Regions from separate parts of the Homo sapiens genome. Here region 2 is linked to region 1. A link is an interaction called in ENCODE POLR2A ChIA-PET data of the cell type or tissue named here. Cell type or tissue: GM12878. All regions are shown on one strand. Each heading gives the region's core, and the rest is flanking DNA. Links, peaks and the distances in the headings are about the cores only.

Region 1 (10,272 bases), core at 2,144-7,143:
AAAAAAACAAAAAACAAAAACAAAAAAACAACGAAGAAGGGAGGAGGATGGAGCATGGCAGGTGGTAGGAGGGAGAGTGTGCTCTTTTAGATAGGAAAGTGGCTCTGGGGAGGCATCTTGTGAACAAAGACTGGGTGAAGACAAGGAGTGAGCCTTGTGGGCTTTTCAGGAAGGGCAAATGCTGTGTGGGCTGTCCCTTCCCTGCCCCAGAGCCTGAGCACGTCCCCTGCAGAGCCCCATGTGTGGCTGGTCTCACCCTGAGCTCCCCAGAACATATCTGTCCATGTTCAGGCCCATATCTCTGTTGTCCAGGGCCCAGTTGGGGCCGAGAGCTTCTCAGTCAATGTTGAGTATTTGGATGTGAGCCTTTCCCATCTCCCCAACCCCCAGGGCTGGAAGCGCACACATTGTCAACTTGGCTTTCTGGGCCTCTGCTCAGGGCCTCTTGGAGGCAGGGCTTGAGTGGGGCATGGCTAGAGGCTCTCCCCTCCCAGGCTCCTGCATCGCCCTCCACTTGTCCTTCCTGCCCTGAAGAGCACCAATGAGCCCACCTCTGGCTCACTCCAGCAAAATCCCATTGAATCCCAGCTTCCATGCACCCCCCTGTCAAGGGGATGTCTGTTGCAGTGCACTGACATCATTTCCTCTACACCTGAGTCCTGAAAGTGTTGAAGCAAACTGGTCAGTGCACGTGGGATGCCTGCCTGACAGGGGCCTCCAATTCCTATGCAATGACCAGCTGCATCAATTTATGCAGCACACGCTGACGGGCACCCACTGTGTGCCTGGTCCACCTGCATGGGCACAAAAAATATGAAGTGGGATGATAACTTTTACACCCCAGGTATGCAAGATTGAGTTACCCAAAGCATGAAAATACTAAAGCTAAGGAGGCTGGTGTGTGAGGGGCTGGGGTGTCAGGGTGGCTCACTCTGGGGGTCTACAACCTTCTGAGGACACTTCCTGTATGGGGCTTGCAAGTCAGAGGGCCATGGCCTCCTCAGCCCAGTCCCACCTCTGCCCATCCCCTTCAAGCCACCTGCCCTCAGCTGAGGGGAAGAAGGGACAATTCACCCAGGGACCCCTTCCTGACATCCCTGTGGTCACATGGCTTAGGTGACTGGAGACTCCTCTACCCACCGGGTAGATGGGCCAGACCTGCTGTGATGGGGGCCAGCTTCCCCCGCTCTGCAGGGATGCTTGTGCAGTGCTTAGGTACCAAGACTCCAGGCGATGGGAACAGTGCTATTGTCCCAGTTCTGTCTGGGGCGAGCATCTTGACCTACACACCAGGTCTAGGACCCTAGTTATAATCCTCAGAGGGGACCTTGGACCCTTGCCTCTAGGAAGATGCAAGAAGGGTATGAGGGTGACTGAGGGCTCCCTCAGTAAAATACTTTTTAGACCTCTGTCCCTTACCTGGGAAACAGGAGGCCCCATTCCCAGGGTTTCCTGTGTCACTCTGTTTGTCTGGCTTGGGCTGGAGCATTTGCCCCTGTTGCTTTAGCCCCTCCTTTCCTGTCCCCAGGGTTCTCAGTCAGTGTAGCTCCCTATCTCTCCCTCCAAGTGGAGTTCTTGGTACACACACCCTTTCCTTCTGCTTCCCTGTGGGTGTTGGGAACAAAACAGATTCCCCTTACAGCATGGCTGTCCCGTGGGAAACACTGGCAACTAGGCTCACTGAAACATGAAGAGGCAGCACCCTGTGTTCAAAAGCAGCCACCACAGGAACTAAAATATAAAACATTTTCTTTTTTCTCTATATGTGCTTTCTCTGTCTCATCATGTCATGGTATTTTTATTTTTTATTTGCTGTTTAATGTCACATTCTCTTGGGCATAGGGATATTCACAAGGTGAACAGAGACCCTTGCAGGTACCTGGGACCCTGCTCTGTGACTTTGCCACACCAGTTGCTGGATCCATGCACCATGCCCCACGCAGGGTGAAAAAGCCCAAGCTCCCTTCCCATGACTCTGCTGTCCCAGCCCAGACAATCAGTGGTCCCCCAAGGGGTTACACCCTTTGCATGGAGATGCGTTTGGTACCTGGCTTGGGAGCTGGGTGGGTGAGATGCTTGTCCCTGCTGAATTGCCCAGGGAAAGAGCTTTGGTGCTCCTGGCCCAGGGTGGGGACAGCCACTGTCATGGTTGCTCTGACATGCCTTGGGTGCGTGTGCCTGCATGGGACCTTTCCTCCACCAGCCCCTGAGGAAGGCATCACTAGGGGGCAGTGAGAGCCATGGCTGCCCTCAGTGGAGGGCAGCAGAGGTCACTGTGTGGGGAGGATGAAGGGGCAGGGGAGGCTGGGCAAGGCATGGGGATTCAGAGAGCAGAGGAGTTGGCAGCCAGAACCCTCCAAGGAGGAGGGGAGGCAGGACTGCTGAAAGTCAAAGCTTTGTATACTCGCTCATTGTCCTGGGGACTTCACTCAGAAAACACACATTCCAAACACAACTATTAAGAGTGTCCAGAGGGCAGCTTCAGAGCACTGGACCCAAGCAGGGGCCCATTATGGGCATACGATTCATCACTGAGGGCCTGGGCAGCCCTCTCAGGAAGCAGCTGGGATTTCTGCAAGGGAAAGAAGCGGGTCAGACCTGCCTCCCAGCCTTCCTGGCTCTCGCAAAATCACCTTGGGAAGCTTTACTAGATATTGATTTCCTAGGCCTTGTGCCAGACTGACAGAACCATCTTGGGAGTGGTCTCCTCACCTCTCAGGTGACTCAGGTGTGCAGCAAGTGTAGGAACCAAGGTGGCATGGAGTATGCCTGTGTGATCAGCCCTGCCCAGCGGCATGTGTGAAACCCCCTCCCACAGGGTCCTCAGATCTGCTCTGGCCCCTGGAGTGCATAGGCTGCCCCTGGGTGCCAGGAGTGTCAGGGTATGACCACAGGCATGGTCTCGATGGCACTAAGGCCACATATGCTAGTGTCTGTCCATGACTGCCTTCTAGAGAGAACTTCCTGGGGGAGGTCCAGGCTGGGCTTTGGGACATGGGGATACTCAGGAAGAGCCACAGACAAGGGCTCCAGAGCCTGACCTGACAGATCCATAAGAGTTTGCCACATGGGGAGGGAGTGGAAGAGCCCTAGGGGCAGTGGGTATCATATGTGCAAAGACACAGACAGAATGGCCCAGGTGGCTGCCTGGTGATGAACTATCCAGGAGGCTGAACCAAGGCAACAGTGGTCTGGGTGGGGCTGTGGTGGGAGATGAAGAGGCAGAAGGCAGACTCTGGAGGCTCTTTGGCTCTGCCGACCCATTTCTAGAGTCTAGGTAATCCCCTTGCTCCAGCTCTGTCTCTTCATTGGATCTGCACCCACCCAAATTCTCTCTGAAGTTTAGAATTAATTAACCTGTGCTCTGCTGGGACCTGGGGAGACAATGTCAGATCGACAGATTGATCCAGGGCCATATGATTCATTGATGAGGGCCCTGGGTGACCCTCTTAGGAAGCAGAGCCCAAGGGAGAGCTGGAATTTCCGCATGGGAAAGACGTCAGTCAGACAGGCCTCCCAGCTTTCCTGGCCCCTGCTGAGCCTGGCAGAAGGCTCAGATTTGAGTCCAGTTCCTGCCTTACAAACTGTGCAAACCCTAGGCAAGACTCTTACCATTTCTGAGCCTTAGTTTCTCATCTGCTGCATAGGAATTGTAAATATACTTATCTTTTAGAGTTGTCAATTAAATGAGACAATGTGTGTAAAGTGCTTAGTACAGTAACCAGCACACACTAAAGGCTCAATGACTTATAATTGTAGTATAATTGATACTGTTGTTGTTTTCAGACCAAAAAAGGGAAATCCTATTTGGCTCTCAGGGACCTCTGTGTGGTCCTGCTGAACGGGCAGCACCTGGAGGTAAAATGTGATGTTGAATCAACAGTGGGAGCTGTCTTCAATGCCGTGACATCCTTTGCCAACCTCGAGGAACTCACCTACTTTGGCTTGGCGTATATGAAAAGTAAGCATCTCTTGGGCAGCTCACAGCTGGCCTGGTGCCTCTGGTAACCCAGGTATCTGGGTACCTGAGCTCTGTTTCTTCTGGGAAAACTGTTTGAGACTTGGGTGCCTCCCTTTGTATGCCTAGACATTAGTCAGCATGACGAGGGCTTCAAGTACTCATGGATAAAGCATCAAGCAAGTGCAGAAGGTTGTCAGGAAATAATGAGTGTAAGATGTGGGTTTCTGTGGCTTGCTGGATCTGGTTGATTGATCTCAGGGCACTGAAGTTAGACAAACAAGCAAATGTTAAAAGCATTTCCATCTAATGATGCAGGACTAATGGGGACTTAGTACCCTGACCCTAGGAGCTAATTAAGACTCCATTCTAAATATCCAAGAAAAAGGGTTTCTATACCCTCTTCCCTCTCTGACGTTCTATTAGAGACTCTTTATTTCTGCTGTCGACCTAAAATGACAGTGGAGAGAGACAGGCTCTCCAAAAAATGAGTGTATTTGGGAATTAGCAGGAGATTGCAATCTAGGATCCACATGCCATAGTGAACTATAGATGCATCTAAGGAGGTTGGGCAAGGGCAAGCCTTTATAGACAAAGAGAGAAGTACATGTGAGTTGTTTTGAAACAAAAAGGTGATTGGTTCCAAGGGCTTATTTCAGGAGTTGACACCAGTTCATTAGTGAAAACAGTGTCAGGCAAGTGTTCTTGTGTGAGTGGCGAGCTGCCCTTGTGTGGCGAGCTGTCCTTGTGCTGCTGGCTGTCCTTGTGTGACTCATGTAGCAAGCTGTGGTTTGGAAAAAAGTTTCTATGGTATTTTTCATTATAGGCATAGAGCATGAGTGACCCTCCCTTATGGCCTCCCAGCTCCATTTTAGTAGGGTTAAATATAAGTGACTTATTTTGGTATTGATAATGTTTACATTTCTCCCTTTTGATCAAGTTATTGCTCTGAAAGCATCACTGCTGGATCATCCTGTGGTTAGGTTTTGATTGTTCCTCGGTACTGGGATGGACCTTTCCTGGTTGTTCTACTCTCACGTTGAAGGGAAATGACCAGCAAGTAGGAGTTGATGTAAAAACATCTTTCAGCTTCATTTAAGCAACATGGAGGTTTGGAAAGAGTGGCTCTGAGGCTAAGTCTGTCTGGAGTTCATTGTTCTGTTTCATAGGTGTTGGTTGTCATTTCGAAGCACTAGACCAGCGTTGGGCATTTTGGTGAACTCTCTATGTAGCCTGCACATCAGGCAGGAGACTTGTTCCTAGAATTTTACATTGAGTTGTTGTTCAGCTTCAGTTTATAGGGCTTTAGGAACAGAGAAGTTCTTGTTCTTTGTTCTTCAGATACTGAAGGAAGCAAGAAGAATTCAGGGTCCAATTCAGTCTACAGGTAGATTAGAAACACACAAAAGCAATGAACAGGGCTACAGTCAGATAACAGGTGTAATACAATTTTCACCTTCCTTTAGAAGCATAATTTCTTTTCTACAGTTACCCCCATTTTTACTAAAGATAATCACAATAAGACAAATTTGTTTACTAAGTAAGTTTAGCCTCATCAAGTTTGGCCTTGATGCATAAGTGCATCAAGAATAGTGGTTGACCACGTAGGCTCCTTTGAAGCTTGTTCTGCTAGAACTTTTGATAAGAATCTCAGCCTGACTTTTAAAAGTCTCTCAAGGCTAGGAGGCCAAATCAAGACAAACCTCAGTTTGGCTGAAGTAACTTTATGTGCATTTTCAAATATGACATCCAAGTCAAAGCCTTAGTAATATAACCAATTTTAAGTATTGTATCCTGTTATAAAGAGAGCATATTTTATTGAACTTATATAAATAACTATATTATCATAAAAATAAGAATGCTTATGGATAGTTTTAGAATTCTGGTTGGATCAGGAAAGGAGAAAAAGCAAATATTTTAATTTTGTTCACAAGAGTATACTTTATTATATTGTTGTAAACTATAGATAACATACAAGGAAAAAGTTTCCTTAAATCTAGAAAACAAAACATTTAAAGAACCAGTGAAATTTCAAGTAAAAATTATAAAAACCCATTATTCTTTTTCATCCGTTCGTTCAGCCTCATGTAATTAATTCTTGTTCTGCTTGATCTTTGTTAGCAGTTTCACAAACTCTGTTTCTTCTTTAGTGTCCTGGACATTTTTCCTTAGTCCAATGGTTTGATCTTGAAGTTATCAGAAACCTGTAACTTGTCAGAATTCTTTCCATCCTTTCTGTGAACCTCCTTGAAGAAAAAGCAATTTTTGGACTGTAGCTGATTGCAAATGCGTTTAGAAAAGTACCAACACCATAACATTCCATGGATGATAAGGACTTAGAATGGCCATGGTTAAAAATCTGAAGAGAGTTTATTATAACCAGCAATTTACAGATAAATTTCATTGTTTCTATGGCATATATCATTTTAACATAATAACCAAATATTATACTAAGACATATCGGAATTCTAGCAATTTTGTACAATTTTAGGAACATTTATATCAAAACTATATTTATAAATATAACTTAAAGATTTGGCACCACTTATTATTGGATAATGTTTCCCATGCATTTTAACATATTGAATAAACCCAATTAGTTTAACACCTCTTTTACAAGGTGAGGGACATATCCTTTGTTGCTTCCAAGGGCCCAGCTGGAAAGACCCAAAGTAAATTCAAGGTCAAAAAGACTCAATTTAGAATTTGATTTTGGGAAGCTGTCAAAACTGTCAAAAGGTTTAAAACCCTTGATCAAAGTAGAATCACTGGTCACTGTAAAATAATTGTCATTCATTTAACCAGAGTGATAATTAAAATTCTTCAAAAGGCAAATACATAATGGTCAAAACTTAGCTCTTTGAATATTGAGAAGATCACTTTTTTAAGTAATAAAAGAGCTAATAAAATACAGCACAGAGCACAAGAAACTATTCTGATAAAACACAAAATTTTTGTTTTCTAGGCCAATTACTAAAAAGTTAAGGAAAAACATATTAATATTAACAGTAGAGGCTAATACTGCAATATAACTGTATTTTATTAACAGAGAAGACAAAATAATAGTTTTGCACAAGTATGCTATTGATATTAAGGCTCAATTTTAGAAAAACATAAATAAATACTTTTCTTCTAATTTTAATTATCTTGATCACACAAAAATTTCTTTCATAATATTCATCTTCCATAAACCTTTTGCAATTTTCTCAAACCATTTATAATGTTCTTATTCAGTTTTATTGATATCACTTTTTTCTTTATTTATTTGTTTTGAAGCAATCCTCAACTAGCCTCCAACTAGAGAAAATTACTTTTTTAAACGACAACAAATAAAAACACATTCTCATATCTTCCTTTTAACTTTTCTCACCCAAACATATCTTACATTTTTGTACACTTTGTGTACAGAATTACATTTAGTAATTGGAATTTTAAAACTCTTGGTAACTTTAATTTCTAGTGAAAACCAGAAAACTAGAAAGTAAGCAATCATAAACTGCCTTTTACAAATTTGTGAAAACATTATTTTATAACACCTAGAAATATATGCTTCCTCATAGCACATTTTTTCAGTGTAGAATAGAGCATTTTAATTAACAGACCCAAATATCTTTTGTTCCTCTACAATGAGGAGACAAAAGTATATAAGCTTAAACTTATGTTCAACAACTAATATTTCAGCATAATATCTTATTTGGAAGTGGTCTATTAAATGAATATTCATCATTTCATTTAACTTACTATAACTGTAATGTTTTAAGTAACCAAAAAGATTTTATAAACCATTTTAAGTAGATATATCTTATAAAACATAATCATTGTTGAAAAGCTTACTTATACTCTATTTCATTTATATTTACATTTATTAATTCACTTGGTTTTAACAATTATGTTTGAATTGTTTATAAAAACTCCATAAGACATGAAACAAATGTAGTCATTATCTTACGTTATTTTTATTGTTAGTAAATCAGGCAAGTATTAAAAAATACCACAGAAGCAAAGAACCTAAAAGTTAAAACATATGGCTTTTTTTAACTCTCTTTTTTCATTGTCACATTTGTCTCACATCAAGCAATTTATTTTTACTGTATGTTTTATTCTTAGGTTACATTTACAATTTTACCATCTTAAACATACATACGCTTTTGCTTGATAAATCCAGATAGAAGAAGTCGTATGTCTGTATTATGTTTAATGTTGACAAGTCTCCAAACATGACTATTTTAATTGAACCAAAAAACTTAAACTAGCTTCTATATTTACCAAAAATTATACCAGATCACCTGAACTCAAAAAACATTTAGGTTAGTTCTGTTTTTCTGAGAAAACAGTTAATTTATAAAAGTGTTTATTTTCTTCCTTCAAGCCAAATCTTCTCGCATGTACCAATAGGACAGTTGTTCATGATGAGGGCTCTCTAAAAATACTTTTAGATACAAAAGTCCAAATATCCAAAGGTATAACCACTTCAATTGTGACTCAAAGCCAATAAGCCTTTTATGTCTTAACCATGGATACGAGAGGCTTCCACAAAAAGAGCGTGAAAAATGCAGTACCCCCCTCGAGATCCAACATCTCTCCCAAAGACGAAAAACAAAGACCTTACTTGTTAACAAGGTAGTGGAGGTTGAAACAATTGAGACAAATTCCCCTGGGAGCTGGCACTCTGGGACAAGGAGATGCTTCATGTTTCAGACTCCTAGCCAGCTGGCTCGCCATCTGATGCAAACCTGACAGTCTCCACCACCCAGCTGGTGGAGACCAGAGAAGATATCCTCACTGGCTACAGAGCTCTTGAGACATAAAACAAGATGAAAGGAGAGTCTTATTGTAACTTTTATCCTTGTGGTAAATCACACAGAAGACAGAGATTAAAAAACAAAAAAAAAGAGCGATTTCTGTTAGAACCTAGAACCAAATTCACAAGAGTCACAATTCAGAGAACAACCTTACAAATGTTTTTCTCCTGCCAATTCAAATTTAGAAAAGAAGGGACAAGAAAAAATTTTTACCTTCTTCTCTTAGCTAGGCACTATCCATAGATATTTGGGAAAGCTGGCTTTGGAAAGAATCCCCCCACCTTTTGCAGGCTTTTGTCAGGCCTCTCAGCATCTCATCCATAGGCTGGAGTGAGTGGGGTGTCCAGCCTCTTAGGGTCCCATCCTCATTGCCAGAAACTGTAAGGAAGGAAAACTTCTACTTCCATCCTTTATCCTCACAGGCTCCAGCTGTGTCTGAGAAATAAACTAACATAAGAAAGATCAACAGGAGAAAAGCATAATAAATGTTTTATGTGGCATGGGAGCCCCCATAAGAAGATGAAGACTCCACCAAATTAGTTACTGGGTTGGACAAAAAACAGTTAATTGTGAAAATGGGACTAAATTATGAGGAGGCTTAAAAGATCAGAGTTATTCCAACAAGGTCTGTATGGTATTCTGTGTCTAAACTTCTTGTCCTTGAAGATAAGGATGTTGCCTTTCCTTCCAGGAGAGGGAGGATGACTATCACATGGGAATTTCATCTTCTTTAAGAAATAACACAAGGGTCAAAGTGGCCAATTTGCACCTGCTCTTAAAAGTGCGCTTAAAAGTGCCTTTAACTTAAATAGCTGATAGGCCCAAATGGCATATTTTAACTTCTTTATTCCACCCATCTAGAACTTCCCTAGAAGATTCACATATTAAAAAATGACTTGGTGGTCATGGAGAGAAGAATTAGATTAGTAGCTGAGCAGTTTGGAAAAAAGAGGAGTTCGGCTAGAGGAAGACAAAGAGGAGGAGGAATTGTAGATAGGGGAGGGAAGGTTCTGGAGACAAATGAGTCTCAGCTAGCTTTGAGATATTTGCATTAAGGCATTTTTGAGTCCTGAATGCGTTTTGAAGCCTCAAGATGCCAATTGAAATATGTGCCCCATTCAAACTGACCTTATAGCTGCAGTCTTCTAATTTTAATTCTAAGGAAAAAACAAGCTTGGGCAGTTCAAATGGTCTCCATCTGGCCATTGGAGCTCTAAATTATCTTTGGTATAATTTGTCCATAAGCTTAAAAATTCATGGGGTGAATTATGTTTGGAAAGTCTATGTGATGCCAATTTAAATTCTGTACACAAACAACCAACCCCAAAAGAGTACACATCAGAAAGGATGCCAAATCCCCTACAAAAGTGAAACCAAAAGAATACTCAGAAGAAGGACCATGTCCTTCAGACCTATAAAACCAGATCTCGAATCAAGTCAAAGCAAGCCAAAATGAGGGTGCTCAAATCCAAGACAGAACTTAGCACCAGCAGAAAGATGATTCCTGGAAGC
Region 2 (10,272 bases), core at 2,260-7,259, 55 kb before region 1:
CTCTGTGACACAATGGGTCCCAGTGAGGCTTGGCAGTGCTCTCCTGACTGGGCACAGCAGAGTGAAGGAGGGACTCCTTTCCAGCCTGAGGTAGTGCTTATAATCCTGAGAGGGCCAGAGCATCAGTGTCCAGAACCTCTCAGCAAAGGGCACAGTGTACAGGGATGGGAGGAATTTGTGTGGCCACCTTTTGCCATAAAGCTGTCACCATGTCCCCATTCAGGTGGCCCTTTAGAGGCAGGCAGATGTGACATGTGCAGTGTGTATGGCCCTCCAGCTATGGGAGTCATGATTGGGACTGATTTGCGGCTATGTGTGGACTTTATTTGGTGGTTCCAGAAATGTGTGGGAAACATCAGCTTTCATGGACCCAAGCAAGACGGGGCTTGTGTGTGAATGGACTTTGCACTCCTGACACTGAATCCAGTGGCAGGGGGTGGGCAGGAGGAGACAGAGGATGCTCGGGTGGCAGGTACTAACTGGCCATGTATGAGACCACACATCCGGAACTTCATGCCGTCCTCATATCGACGTTATGAGATAGGCATTATTATGACTCCAGTTCAGATGAGGAAACTGGTTTAGACAGGCTGTGTAATGTGCCCAAGGCCACCCAGCTCATTCGTCTGGAGGTGAAACTCCAATCTGGCTCGAACCACTATTACATACTGTCTTCCGAGGAGTGGGTTGTTTTCCTTTTTCATTTCTAAGAATGTTTGCCTCAATTAGGCAGTGTTGTTCACTGTAGTAGTCTGTCCTCACACTGCTGTAAAGAAATACCTGAGACTGGGTAGTTTATAAAGAAAAGAGGTTTAATTGGCTCACACAGGCTGTACAGGAAGCATGGCTGGGGAGGCCTCAGGAAACTTACAATCATGGCAGAAGGTGAAGGGGAAGCAGGCATGTCTTACATAACAGGGACAGGAGGAAAAGGGCAAAGGGGGAGGTGCTGCACATTTTTAAACAACTAGATCTCGTGAGAGCTCACTCACTATCATGCAAACAGCAAGGGAGAAATCTGCCCGGTGATCCAGTCACCTCCCACCAGGCCCCCTCCTCCAGCATTGGGGATTACAACTGGACATGAGATTTGGGCGGGGACACAAATCCAAACCATATCACTCACCAAGTAGTCCTCAAGGTCACTCTGACAGAAGGACTGCGGCTGAATTTCACATTTTAGGAGGTTGGGTGGAGTTCCAGTGGTGACCACGAGGTGGTGTGGTCACCAGAAGATGCAGCGGCGTCATGTCTGCATTGTGGGATAGGGGACTGCCTTGTCCCTGTTCTCGGAAGGCCTTTCTTCTCTGCAACTTGACAAAGGCAAAGAAAAGCATCCCAGACAATGCATACCACCCCATCTCTCATTATGGCCTGCTCCCCATGTTTGGCAGAGTCCTTTAACCCAGGGGAAGAAATCATATTGACAGAGAGGTCATGACCCAAGAGAATACAAAGGATTTCTAGACTTCTGCAAAGAAATGCTTTATTGGATAAGAATTTTTTTCTTTACAGGAAGTGGCCCATTGAAGTACAGACAGAGGGGCGGTGTTCAGACCATTCCAGTGCGGAGCTGCTGAAACATGGGCCTCCTTGGCCGTTCTTCCTCCCATACTCTGTAGAGTGTACCTGACACACAGCTGATTTCAGTAAATGTTTGGATAAGTGATAACATAGACTATAATGAAAACATCAATAGTGATAACAATGAACTCATATTGAACATGTAAAATATGCCATGGATGGCCATGTATTTGTTCATTTAATTCTCACAATCATTCCATGTTAACAAACAGGTTAAGTCACTTGCCCAGGGTCCCGTGAGTAGTGGGAGAGATGAATGACTGATTGAACGATGGGGATAAATGGCATTGTTGTTGTGTGCTTTCAGGTCCAGCCTCAGTTTGTGTAACAGAAGAGTTAGGGAGAAGGGAGGCCACCGCAGGAGCCGAGAGACATGGGGAGGCAGAGTTTCTCTGACAGGTGGGCAGGCGGAGGGTGGGAAGGAGCAAGGAGGGTGGGCAGGGTGGCTATGCGTGTGGCACTGCAGCAGGGCGAGGGGGCAGGGCACCGTGTTCTCACCTCATGACCCAACAGGAGCCCAGGCAGCACCGAGTGCATGTGAGACAAACCCATTGTGGGCCATTTATGGATTAAAGCCATCTTGTTGGTTAGGGCAAATACTTGAGTGAGAAATCACGGGAAGATCGCCAGCCTCAGCTGCTTTGCAACTGGACACATCCAGAGGCTCTCCTGCCCCCTGTGATGTGGAAGGAGCCAGGACAAAGGATGTGCCCTCCTTAAGGCCCCTTCTTCAATGGTAGATAAATCACCCAAGAATGGGCCCCTTTCCCAAACTTTGCACTTCCTTTTTCAGCTGGGTGCCGGAGAGATCATTCGTTTCTTCCTAGAACTTTGTCAGCAACTGGAATGTGTTGCCACGAGAAGAAAGGCCGTAGGTGCTCAGTGTCTACAAGCTTTGCCTTGGGCGACCTTGCCCTGTGTCTGACTCCTCCTGCTCTTCTTCCTGCAGGCTCCATGTGTGCCTCTGTCTCCACGGCCTGTCTCAGTGGATCAGTGATTCTGGCCCCAACTCACTGCTGCTTTTTCTCTGAGCGCCAGATTTGTCTCTTCCTCCACCTGGGCCAGAGCTGTTCATAAGCTCATTGTACCTGCAAAGGCAGCCACCTGAGCCAACGTGGCAGGGGCAGGTGTCTGTACCCACAGCGTCTGAGCCGGAGGTGGGCAGTCCTCCTCCCACCAGGAGAACCTCCCTCAGCCTCCTCCTTGTGGCTTCCAGGCCTGGCCCACGGACCTGGCCGTGGGAATCTTAGTAAAGTGTGTGCTTTCCTTTTCAGTTGCAGTTCTTAGAAAAACAGTGCCCAGATGTTATCTAAGCAGGTAGTAGAAATACCAACCAAGGTCAAGTCATCTCAAACCACACACGTTTGTCAGCTGCCCTTGTACTTGACAGGCGAGCTCTGCAGAAGTTGAACTGTAGCCCTACAGCCCTGGGGCTGTTAAGTAAAGCCCAGGTCCCAGGTCCCGCCCCTGCTGTTTCTGGCTGGTCTGCCAGTCTCAGTTGGCTCTGTCTTCTTCCCCAGCTCCCTGGACTCCCTGTCCTTTCTGGTCACATACGATCCAGTTCAGCCCAGGCCTGTCCTGCCAAGCACTGTCTGGCTGGGGTCCAGCCCCTTCACTGGTGTTTAGCAGGATCCTCCTTCCTTTGTACACAAAGCCTCCTTTCTGCTCAGCCTTTTTCAATAACTACCCAGGCACCATCTGCCCCAGATTTGAAACCTGGGAGCGGGTCTGCTCAGACTTAACTCTTGAAAAATCCTTGCCCTCCCCCACCAACAGAACAGATACAAGGCACTGAGCCAGCCTCTGGCATTTGTACCTCCCTCATTCCAGGTCCCAGTCACCCCTGTCCCCACCTCCCTGGGTCTTCCTGATTCTCTGATCCTCTGCACAGCCCCAGCTGTGGGGCTCACTGGCTGCTTACCATCTCCACTGTTCCTCTCCGCCTGGTCACCATCTCCGTCCTCCCCGTGTTCATGCCAATCCATTTCCACTTCTGTCTGAGCTTCATCCTACTCATCAGCAGGTGACTCTGAGGGTGACTTACTGAAAAGACTGGGGCCATCTGACATGAGATTGTCCACATTCTCCCCTTGGACCTGAACATTTTCCACACTTTCTCCCTCCCTCTCACTTCAAAGAAAGAACTACCCTCTACCTCTCCAAGGCTTTCACTAGCATTGGTTCTTCTAGGGGAAGAAACAGACTGTTTGGGGTTCAAATCCTAACTTTACCATCTTTTACAGCTATGGGTCCTTGGGAAAATTATTTGACTTCCCTGTACCTCAATTTCTTAATCTGTAAAATCAGGATAATACTCCCTGCTTCCCAGTGTGTGTGTGTGTGTGTGTGTGTGTGTGTGTGTGTGTGTGTGTGTGTGTGTGTATGTGTGTTTGGATTCATGTACTGCATGCAAAAACCTTGACACTTAGTGGGCCTGAGTTACAGCACATTATTTCTGGTCCTGCTCCCTCTGACACCTCTCCTCTGTAAAGGCACAAATATTCTACCATCCAATCAGCATGCATTTATCAAGCATCTGCTCTGAGTCAGGCCCTGTTCTAGGTGCAGGGGGTACAGAATTGAGACAATCATTCCGGATTTGTCACCTAATAGCCACACACCCTTTTCCTCCTTGATCTCAGGGTCTCATTTTGTGAACCCATCAGGGAGTGCGTGCTCTAGGAAGCTGAGTTCGTCCTCCCGTCCAGGGAGAAATCATGACTGATCAGAGCCAACTGTGCTCATCCTCTTCTACTTGGGTTTAGGGGTGGGCCCTTGATCTTGTCTGGCCAGGGATATAAAAGGGGAAGCTGACTAGGGATTCTGGAAGATTCTAAACAGATGTGAAGATCAAAGTCCTTTCTCTTCCTTCTGACATGGTTGAGTTGGATGTGAAGGCTGGAGCTGCAGCAGCCATTCTTTGGTGTGAGAAGAACAAATGTCAACCCCAGGCTCTGATGTTGCTGAGCTGCTGAATGTGCATTTATGTGGGGACACAGATATCCTTGATTGTCTAAATCACTTTTCATTGCTTCATCTGTCACATGCAGCTGAAAACATCCTGCCACAAGCAGGAAGCAAGATGGATATGGTCCCAGCCATCGGTTAGCTAATATTTGTCAGTAGGGAGATAGAAAATAAATGAGAAATAAATACATAGTATTAAAGTAAAAACCAGTAATTGCTATAAAGGGGACTAATAGAGGCAAGGGGACCCAGCCTGATGAAGGAACACAGACTTTCTAAAGAGGCAGCGTTCGGACAGAGGCCTGAATGAAGTGACATCATAGCAGATGAAGATCTCCAGGCAGGGGAAACAGCACATGCAAAGCCCTGGAACAAACTGGGACCTTGGAAGAATACCAGTGTGACTGGAGCAGGGGACACCAAGGAGGGAGGGACTAGATCTAACCAGGGTTAGATCACAGGCGATCAGTGGGCACCCACAGATAGGTCCTGAACAAGGGGATTGCACGATCTGCCTTTGGTTTTCGAAGGACAGCTTGACTGCTGAGTGGGGAATAGGCTGGGTCATCAATCATTAGAGCAGGACTAGCCAGGAAACTCCCTCAGTGGTTCAGGCGGGGGAATGATAGTCCCAGGGGAGGGTGAAGAGGGATGGTGAGGAGCGTCAGATGTTTTAAGCAAAACCTGCCAATTGATGTGATGTAAGGACCCAGGGGAGTCAAGGGTGGCTGTTTTTTTTGTTTTGTTTTGTTTTTTGGCATGGGAAATTAGGTTTATGGTAAGAACATTTATTGAGATAATTAAATTGAGGAGGGAGCAAGGGTTTCTTTTTGGTGGGAGAGACGATTTGAAAATCAACAATTCTCTTTCAGATATGCTTAAATTTAAGTTTCCTATTAGACCTCAGGAAGTGAAGACATGTGGGCAGTTGGTCAAAAGAATCCAGAGTTTAAATTGGAGAGACAGGTGCTCTTTGTAAATCTGAATTTGGGATTATTGCCTATGATGGTAACTAAAACCATGGGACTTGCTGAATGTCGGGGAGGAGTGGGGATAGAAAGGGAAGAGAAGAGGCTGAGGAAGAAACTCCCAGGAATCCCATGTTTAGAGGGCAGTGCGGGAGGAAGCAGGTGAGAAGACAGAGTGGCCAGCGGGGTATAAAGACAGGAGCGTTCGTTCTAGAAGCCAAAGAAATAAAGCGTTGTGAGGAAACAGGGCTGATCCAATGCTGCTAGCAGGTCAGGGAAAATGAGAATTGAGACTGACTCTTGGATTTAGCATCCTAGACAGAGTCCTTTCAGTGCTTTTGGGGGCAGGAGGAGCCTAATTTGAGAAGAACCAGGAGAGAGGTGATAAGGGAACACAGATAAGGGAACAGATAAGGGAACAGATAAGGGAACACAGGGAGGTACGTGGGTTTAATGTGGGAGCACAAAGGAGTTCTCCTCTGACAGCTTCTCCTTCCTCAGTGAGGCATGAGGTTACCGCTCAGCATCGGGCAAGGAGAAGGCATGGCTGCAGCCTGGGAGAACTGAAGAGACATGCAGAGGGACAGCTAGGAGGTGCGAGGGCCACCAGTGGGCTGCAGCCATGAGTGGGGAGCAAGATGAGGCAGCACAGCAGGGGTTTGTGACATTCTTCAACATGGCTCAGCTGCTTGGACACAAACAGGAGGAGGGGAAACCTGAATTTAACTAGAATTTGGTCCCCCTGCCCCAGTTAAGTGTGAGAGAAGCAGTGGGGTTGAGAGCAGATGCAGTGGTGGCAGATATATAGCGTTCACTGTGGCAGGCAGGGTCTCATTGTTCTACAGTACTTGCTTACCAGACCTGTGGGTCTCAAACGGATCTAGGAGTAGGTTCCATTATCATCTCCATTTTACGGGTGAGGAAACAGAGGCACAGAGGAGAAATAACTTGCTCAGATAGCACAGCCAGTATGTTGTGGAGCCAGAATATGACCCAGGTGGTCTTGGTTGGACAATCCCTGCTCTTAACCCTGTGCCACGTTGGTGCTTGCCCTCCTGGCTACATGCAGGGGAGTGATTTCAGTGAGGCGATATAGGAATGCAGCTGATGTAACAAAATGCAATGGCTCAGATTAAATAGATTTCCTTTTCCTTAATACCCCAGGGAAAATGTTCTAGGTGGGTGCAAGTTAGGGTCCCAGGCTTCCAAGGTCACTGTGGTTATCATCACTGCCATTCTGAATCCCCCTCCTGTGCACACATCCTATCTACTCATGTCCCATTGGCTGGAACTCTGTCACATGACTCCACCTAGCTGCAAGGGAGGCTGGGAAGTGTGGTCTGGATGTGTGCCCAGGAGGAAGGGGAAAACAGATGCTTGTGCATGCTTAGGAGGAGTTCCTGACACATGGACCATGAACTCTAAGCTGGAGAGTGAGAGAAGTACAGAACAGTGGAAAAGTGGTAGGGTTCATGGATCATGGATGGGAGGTCTTGATGAGCACAAAAAATTGTCAGGGTTGGGTAACTTGAGGGAATAAGCTGGACAAATATGAGTCAGTGGCTGGTCTGAGCCTAGGATGTTTGAGATGTAAGTTTTGCAGATAGTACAGCAAAATTTCCTTGTAATGACAAAGATTGAGTTATGAACACAGGAGTAGATGGCTGAGGTAGAGTGAGGAAGGTGGAGTGAGGAGATCAAAGATGTGTTGACGTTATAAAGAAGCAGGGCAGGATAGACCACAGGGAATCCAGAGCTGACAGCTCCAGTAAAGGAACAGGCCCTCTCTAACATTTGCAGGACCCAGGGCAAAGAATGCAAGTGGAGGCCCACGTATGTTAGGTCTAAATATTTAAAAGTTATGAGTCAAGCCATCAGGCTTTAAATAAAAATCTCTTTAGATATGTCTGTCTTCTTACCTTGGTAAATGTACCTTCATAACCTCCTGGAAGATTAAATGTGAAATGATAATTCTAACTCTTTGGAATTTATGCACTTTTAGCCCCAGGCCATGGGTCACTACTCTTCCAAGTCTTCCCCACACTCTCAGGGGCTCTAGGTCCTCACGGCCAAGCTCCAGCCACATCCACATCTAGAGGACAGATGCAGGGAGGAGGCAACCCACACAGGTCCTGAAATCTGGCGTAGTGCTGGTTGGGCAGAGCTCTTGGAGCAGAGCCCAGAGGAGGGGCACAGGGGCTAGCACATCACTGGTTTTACCATGTTTCCCACCATTCAGAAGCAGCTGGTTTAGAACAGTGGGATGGCCTTTTGAAGACTCAGTTACAACACCATCTAGGTGGCAATGCCTTGTAGGGTTGGGGAAGCATTTTCTGGGAAGCTCTATATGCTCTGAATCAGCATTCATTAAAGGTGCTCCTTCTCCCATAGCCAGGTTTCATGGGCCCAGAGTCAGGGGGTAGAAATGAGAGTGGCACCATTCATTATTACCCCTAGTGACCCACAGCAAAACTTTTACTTCCTGTTTCTGTGACCTTATGCTGTGCATGCTGTCAAGTCTTAGTTTCAGATGAAAGAATGTTTCTACTGGGAGACACAACAGTTAAGACTACCCAGTCACTGTGGGTTCTTCATGCCTCTGAATCAACAGGCAAAGATGGGAGTTACTATGCTGGTTGGGGTGACTGATCCTCACTGCCAAAGGGAAATTCAACTGCTGTTACACAATGGAGTAAGGAAGAGTCTGTCTGAAATATTGGAGATCTCTTAGGGCATCTCTTAGTATTACCATGCCCTGTGATTAAGGTCAGTGGAAAACTACAACAACCCAGTTCAGACAGGAGCTACCAATGGCTCAGATACTTCAGGAATGAAGGTTTAGGTCACTCCACCAAGTAAAGAACCATGGTCATCTGTGATATATGCTGAAAGCAAAGGGAATACAGAATGAGTAGTGGAAGAAAATAGTTATAAACACCAGCAACGACCATGTAAACAGTTACAGAAATGAGGACTGTAATTATCATGAATATTTCCTCCTTATTTTGTTATGAATATATTTTTGTGTGTGTATATAATATTTGTTTTCTTTCCTTTCTTATTTCTTTATCTGTAACATAATATATATTGACTTTATATCATAGTATTTAAGTATTGATAATTTTACATCAAGTATTTAAGTTACAATATATCAAGAGGAGAAGTAAACATCATTCAAGGATTTACCTCTCTTATGGGGAAAGGGTTATTACTTTTTTTTGTTGTATGCAGGATAATTGTAACATGTTAGGTGAAATAATGCCCTTGTTATTTTCTTGTCTTTATTTGGAAATTAAGTGTGATACACACTTTACAGATATACTATTTGTCTTTAAATCACAGTCAAGTAGACACAGGGTAGAATTGTGATGACTAATTTTATGTGTCAATTTCATTGGGCCATGGGTTGCCCAGATACGTGGTTAAATGTTATTCTGGGTGTATGATATTTTTTGGCTGTGTTCTCACCCAAATCTCATCTCGAATTCCCACATGTTGTGGGAGGGACTCGGTGGGAGGTAACTGAATCATGGGTTCAAGTCTTTCTCATGCTGTTCTCCTGATAGTGAATAAGTCTCATGATAGCTGATGGTTTTAAAAAGAGGAGTTCCTCTGAACAAGCTCTCTATCTTTGCCTGCTGCCATCCATGTAAGATGTGACTTGCTCCTCCTTGCCTTCTGCCATGATTGCGAGGCTTCCCCAGCTACATGGAACTGTAAGTTCAATTAAACCTCTTTCTGTTGTAAATTGCCCAGTCTCGAGTATGTCTTTATCAGCAGCATGAAAATGGACTAATAGAGTAATTTGGTACCAGTAGAGTAGGGTGCTGCTGAAAAGATACCCAAAAATGTGGCATCAACTTTGGAACTGGGTAACAGGCAGAGGTTCGAATAGTTTGGAGGGCTCAGAAGAAGACAGCAAAATGTGGGAAAGTTTGGAACTTCTTAGAGACTTGTTGAATGGCTTTGACCAGAAGCCTGATATTGATATGGACAATAAGATCCAGACTGAGGTGGTCTCAGATGGAGATGAGAAACTTTTTGAGAACTGGAGCAAAGGTGACTCTTGTTATGTTTTAGCAAAGAGAATGGCGGCATTCTGCCCCTGCTCTGGTACCCCCCAAATTGGTACCCCATATGCCCCAAATTGGAGGAGATTTTTGGAACTTTGAACTTGAGAGCAATGATTTAGGGTATCTGGTGGAAGAAATTTCTAAGCAGCAAAGCATTCAAGAGGTGACTTGGGTGCTGTTAAAGGCATTCAGTTTTATAAGGGAAGCAGAGCATAAACATTCAAATAATTTGCAGTCTGACAATGTGATAGAAAAGAAAAACCCATTTTCTGAGGAGAAATTGAAGCCGGCTACAGAAATTTGCAAAAGTAACAAGGATGAAGCTGGAAACCATCATTCTCAGCAAACTAACACAGGAACAGAAAACCAAATACTGCATGTTCTCACTCATAAGTGGGAGTTGAACAATGAGAACACATAGACACAGGGAGGGGAATATCACACACCTGGGCATGTTGGAGGGTGGGGGGCAAGGGGAGTAATAGCATTAGGAGAAATACCTAATGCATGCAGGGCTTAAAACCTAGATGATGGGTTGATGAGTGCAGCAAACCACCATGACACATGTATACCTATGTAAAAAACCTGCATGTTCTGCACATGTATCCTAGAACTTAAAGTGTAAAAAATAAAAATAAAAAATTTTTTTCAAGTAACGAGGAGCTGAATGTTAATCACCA

What was found. ChIA-PET counts read pairs that join two places held together with the same protein. Peaks named below come from ENCODE experiments on the same cell type or tissue, not always from the same donor. Only the 100,000 strongest peaks of a DNase experiment are listed, where the experiment ranks them.
Region 2: POLR2A ChIA-PET joins it to region 1 with 7 read pairs; 2 of 35 experiments call an interaction of 5 or more read pairs at or near these places.

Annotation. Positions count from the first base shown.
Region 1 is chr10:48,225,804-48,236,075 of GRCh38, reverse strand. FRMPD2 (FERM and PDZ domain containing 2) reads left to right here. Exons shown (of 29, transcript NM_001018071.4): 10 at 3,787-3,961. Among named protein-coding and RNA genes, the nearest start is that of FRMPD2, 44 kb to the left of the region's middle. RefSeq lists an enhancer at 2,169-2,670. In GM12878, for the core only: no CTCF peak of the experiment used is centred there; DNase peaks (open chromatin) are centred at 4,175 and 4,605; H3K4me3 peaks cover 267 bases.
Region 2 is chr10:48,280,783-48,291,054 of GRCh38, reverse strand. No RefSeq gene overlaps it. Among named protein-coding and RNA genes, the nearest start is that of FRMPD2, 11 kb to the right of the region's middle. RefSeq lists an enhancer at 2,760-3,260. In GM12878, for the core only: no CTCF peak of the experiment used is centred there; DNase peaks (open chromatin) are centred at 2,924 and 5,134; H3K27ac peaks cover 3,252 bases.